Linked DNA regions of Homo sapiens: region 2 is linked to region 1. A link is an interaction called in ENCODE POLR2A ChIA-PET data of the cell type or tissue named here. Cell type or tissue: B cell. All regions are shown on one strand. Region 1 overlaps POLR2A (RNA polymerase II subunit A). Region 2 overlaps TMEM95 (transmembrane protein 95).

Region 1 (2,500 bases):
TAGAATTACAGGTGTGAGTCACCATGCCCAGTCCCAAAAACTTTTTTTTTTTTTTTTTTGAGACGGAGTCTCGCTCTGTCGCCCAGGCTGGAGTGCAGTGGTGTGATCTCGGCTCACTGCAAGCTCTGCCTCCCGAGTTCACGCCATTCTCCTGCCTCAGCCTCCCAAGTAGCTGGGACTACAGGCTCATGCCACTACGCCCGGCTAATTTTTTGTATTTTTCAGTAGAGATGGGGTTTCACCGTGTTAGCCAAGATGGTCTTGATCTCCTGACCTCGTGATCCACCCGCCTCGGCCTCCCAAAGTGCTGGGATTACAGGCGTGAGCCACTGCGCCCGGCCCCAAAAACTTTTAATTAAAAATTCATTGTAATACTGAAATTTTTGTTTTTGTTCTTAACAATAAGCATAAATTTCTTTTAATAATTAGGAAATAAGTGAAGGTTAAAATAGAAAAATAAAATTTGAACAAGGTCTTACTTATTTTTCCCTTTATCTTTCCTTTACAGGCAATACCTGGTATTACATGAAATTTTAAGGAATTAAATGGGGAATTAACGCCTTACACCTTTTTGGCCTGAGTTTTCCTAACCCCCTTTTTGTTCGCCCACCAGAAAAGACAATCTCACAGACCACTGCTGGGTAAGTCAGGAAAAAAAACACAGCTCTTCCTCTCTAGCCTCCACCTTGCACCCCAGAGCCCCACTGCCCACTTAAGCCAGGTTTCCATTTGGACCACACACCCGCTCCAGGAAGACGTCTCTCTTGGTGAATTTGCGCACTGCTGTGAGTGTGTCCTGCACAATACCCATGACAGGCCGATTGCTCTGGGGGGTGACAATCATGCGAGGAACCATGGCCAGCTCCTGGATCTCTGCTCGCGTCTCCAGAGACTGTGGCAGGTGCAAGTTCATCTCATCCCCGTCAAAGTCTGCATTGTACGGAGTTGTCACACTACAGTTAAAGAGAAAAGTCAGGGTTGGGAAGATGTCTGCAGCGAAACCTTGAGGAGCCACCCAGCCTGCCCGCCTCCCACCAATTCCAGCCTGCTTCCCTCAGCCAGGGACTGACCTAAGATTCAAGCGAAAGGTAGACCATGGGAGAATGCGGACCCGATGCCCCATCATGGACATTTTGTGCAGAGTTGGCTGCCGGTTGAAGATAACAATGTCCCCATCACACATGTGCCGTTCCACCTAGAGAGGTGAGGTAAGGAAAAGGTCTCAGTGAAGGAGGTATCTAAGAATAAAAGGACAATGGACCTAAAGTCCTTTGCAAGTCCAGTGCAGTGGCTCACACCTATAATCCAAGCACTTTGGGAGGCTGAGGCGGGCACGTCACTTAAGCTCAGGAGTTTGAGACCAGCCTGGTCAACATGGTGAAACCCCATCTCTACTGAAAATACAAAAATAAGCTAGGTGTGGTGGCGCGCGCCTGTAATCCTAGCTACTCGGGAGGCTGAGGCAGAAGAATCGCTTGAGCCTGGGAGGTAGAGGTTGCAGTGAGCCAAGATCACAGCACTGCATTCTACACTCCAGCCTGGGCGATAGAGCGAGACTGTCTTCTTTAAAAAAAAAAAAAAAAAAAAAAAAGTCCTTTGTAAACTGAAAAGAGATGACATCGTGGTGCTAATTCACTTGAAACACTTATTAAACACTCCTCTGGACAAGGCCCTGGGCCAAACACCAGGTTATCAGGGATGAATAATACACAGCATTCACCAATCTCAAGGAACTCAGTCTAGAAGAAAAGCAAGAGAGATTCTGAACATAAAGCCTTCTGCACTGTTCCTCCACGGATCCCTCTTCCCTGCCATATGCAAGCTGCCCCGGGTTTATACCACCCCCACCCTGAATGCCAGAGACCAACAGCTCCCTGCACACCTGGGCAGCAACAGCCTTTAACAAGACAGTCAAGTCTGGATCCCAATGAACGAGACAGACTCAGATGGCCTAACCCAGCCTGCCCTATCTTGGAAAGCTTTCTGCTCAGGTGGCTGAGAGAGGCCCTGGCCTGCTACGTGCCTTATAGCCGGTCTGCAGGTGAAGGTCACTGGGCTTGGGGTGGAAACGCAAGTCAATGCGATCACCATTGTCTCGGATGATGTACTTGGCGCCTGGGTACTGGCTGTTCCCCCTGCGCACTAGTTCTTGAAGTCTAGGAAGGAAAGAGGTGCAATGAACTCAATGCTTCCTAAAATACCCCTGCAGCCACCCTCCCTGAGTGGAAGTTAAACTTCAGAACTTCAATTCCTCCTTGCTCCAAGCCCACGCCCGAGGTAGGAGGAGCAGACTCTCGAAGCCTTGCCACTGAGGCCATGTCTTCCCTAGCCATTCCAGGAAGGGCTTTCCAACGGAGGCACACCTGTCAATGTTGAAGGGGGTGACAATCTCCGCAAAGGTCATGTTGGCAGCAATGGAGCGGGGCACGCCAACCTGGTCAATGGAGAGGTTGGGGTCGGGGGTGATGACAGTACGGGCCGAGAAGTCCACTCTTTTGCC
Region 2 (2,500 bases), 140 kb after region 1:
ACAAAACACCAGGGTTTCTCAACCATGCTCTGACATTTTGTTTCTTTCTTTTCTTTCTTTCTTCTTCTTCTTCCTCTTCTTCTTCTTCTTCTTCTTCTTCTTCTTCTTCTTCTTCTTCTCCTCCTCCTCCTTCTTCTTTTTCTTCTTTTCTTTTTTTTTTTCTCCTATCTCCCTTTCCTGGTAAACACTGACATTTTGGACGGGATAATTCTTTGCTGTGGGGACTTTCCTGTGTGTTGTGGGATGTTTAGCAACATCTCTAGCCTCTACCCACCAGAGGCCAGTAGCACGTCCCCCCAGTTAAAACAATCCAAAACGACTCCAGATGTTGCAAAATGTCTACTGGGGTGCAAAATCACCCCCATCTGAGAAGCACTGTGCTACTCTGAGAGTCTCCCATCCTTCCTCTGCCCTCCCCAGTTGCAGACAGAGGCTAGGCAGGGGCAGAGGCCATGAACAGCAAGTTTTACTTAGGCCTGGCAGGATGGAGGCCTCTGAGGGAGGCCAGGATTTCAAACTGTTAACACGATGGAGGGAGGGCATGCCCGCGAACCCACTGATGTGATCTCACTCTAGTGGGGTGAGTTTTCCAGAACATGCATTCCCGGATTCCCCATCAGTCATAGGAGGGCCTGGAATAGCTTCTGGGGCAGATGCCCCCGCTTTCCCGGAACAGGCAGAAGGGGGTGTGGGTGTGGTGGGAGTGGCGTAGGGGATTCTTTCCTTCTGTAGATATTTTCCTGGCATTGTTGACAGCCATGTGATTGGTTGAGGGCTGGAGGGGAGGAACTTTCCAGCTGTGGGTGCCTGGGTTCCCGGGAGGCCATCTGACACTGGGATTGTGGGGGATCTGGGTTTTTGGGGATTTTCTTGTTTTTCATTATCTCACCAACCAGAAGCAGGGATGTCTGGGTTTTAGGGTCTGGAGACTGTCTTTGGAGCTGGGACTAAGGGGCTGACTGGTTCCCCTCCAAGGGATGTGGAAGTTGTGAGTGCATACCCCTTAGAGCTGGAGGCTGGGAGGTTTTCAGCGTCTTCACAAGCCACTTTTTGCTTGGAGGTGGTGGGACCTGAGGGAAGACGAGGGTGGGAAGCCTACGGGAGGGGCCTGGGAGGGACAGAGGGAGGGAGGATGGGTGGTGGAAGGCACTGGGCGGGGTAGGATTCCTGTCTTTATCCCAAAACTCACTCCACCAGGAGGCTCAGAACACCCAGAAGCAGGAAAGCTCCGAAGATGGAGAGGAGCAGAATCTTGGCTTCCCAAAGATCCTGACTTCCTGCAGGGAACCCAGGAGGCAGTGAATGATTCTGGGACCCACACGCACCGACTTGGGAGCCCAAGGGCTCAGGGATCTGGGCAAGGTGGGGCGGGGCCAAGATGGGCGTGAGGACCTGGGAAGCAGCGCTTTCGGGGCCAGCAGGACACCTCCGTCCCCTTGCAGGTGGAGCAGTTGTACAGCGTGGTGCTGCCCCCTGCAGGAGACAGCAGAGGCAACGCTGGGGAGGGGAGGCCGGGCCTCCACCCTGCCTGGTACCCAGCTTCCTCCTGCAGCTGCCAGGCCCTCCTCTGACACCCTGCAGGCCCCAGGTCCTTGCTACCCCTTTCCTTTCCTACTCACGGCAGGCGGGGGGACAGAGAGCTGAAATGAAAGACAAGGAAGGGGTGGGGGTGTGAATGGATGAGCTGCTCACCACACATTCCTTTGGTTAAGACCCTAGGCTCCCCTTGAGGCCCATCCCGCATCGGTACCTTCCCTGGTGTACTCAGGGAGCTTGGTCTTTCGAAGCCAACTCCAATATGAAGGGAGTGAGGAGACAGCCTCTTTGATTTCTGGGGAGGCAGACAGCAGCTCCGTTTCCCTGGGCCTCGACGGGGCCAGTTCCCCCTCTCTTCACGCAGCCCCTCCCTGATCAGCCCTCCTGTCTCTACCCCTCCACCCTTCCCTGCCCACCCCAACCCCTGTCACCCGTCCCTCTCCTTGGTATCCTCCCAAGCCCCTAGGTCACTCTTTCCCCTTGACCTCACCCATGACCCTCAGGACTCTGTGAGTCTTCTCTGTGACTTTGTTCATGGACACCTCATCTGTGGAGATGGGCAAGGACCAGCGATTCCCTCATCAGCCCAGGTTCTGGGGTCTCTCCTGACTTTCCCAGATATGGAGCTCTCTCAGAGGGAAAGGCCAGCATGTCCAGAAAGGGCCACAGATGGAGGGCACAGCTGGAAGGTCACATGCCACCCTCTGGGGGTAGGGGGGTGAGTGCTTGCTGGGCCCATCCCTGGATGTCTGGTCCTACCTAAGGCAAAGGCCGAGAAGTCTGGGGAGGCCCCACATTCCTTCTGCCTGGCCTCCATCTGGCTGCAGAGCCGAGCCAGGCGGCCTGACAAGTCGTGGGCTGGGAGGCGACAGAAGACACAAGCCTGGGCGGCTGCCAGGAAAACCCCGCCTAGTGCCAGCCTCCACATGAGGACCACTGGGGGATGGGGCGGCGCTGCCCCAGC

The links. ChIA-PET counts read pairs that join two places held together with the same protein. Peaks named below come from ENCODE experiments on the same cell type or tissue, not always from the same donor. Only the 100,000 strongest peaks of a DNase experiment are listed, where the experiment ranks them.
Region 2: POLR2A ChIA-PET joins it to region 1 with 7 read pairs; 21 of 35 experiments call an interaction of 5 or more read pairs at or near these places.

The regions. Positions count from the first base shown.
Region 1 is chr17:7,497,734-7,500,233 of GRCh38, reverse strand. It overlaps POLR2A (RNA polymerase II subunit A), which reads right to left. Exons shown (of 30, transcript NM_000937.5): 7 at 2,364-2,500; 8 at 2,024-2,156; 9 at 1,071-1,195; 10 at 743-953. Among named protein-coding and RNA genes, the nearest start is that of POLR2A, 15 kb to the right of the region's middle. In B cell, no CTCF peak of the experiment used is centred here; no DNase peak of the experiment used is centred here.
Region 2 is chr17:7,355,169-7,357,668 of GRCh38, reverse strand. TMEM95 (transmembrane protein 95) reads right to left here. Exons shown (of 7, transcript NM_001320436.2): 1 at 2,296-2,500; 2 at 2,027-2,083; 3 at 1,751-1,831; 4 at 1,620-1,640; 5 at 1,393-1,473; 6 at 1,190-1,277; 7 at 450-1,070. The coding sequence starts at 2,464. The coding sequence ends at 1,037. Among named protein-coding and RNA genes, the nearest start is that of TMEM95, 1.3 kb to the right of the region's middle. RefSeq lists enhancers at 1,919-2,445, 2,446-2,500. In B cell, CTCF peaks have their summits at 1,266 and 1,466 (motif pointing left); a DNase peak (open chromatin) is centred at 1,468.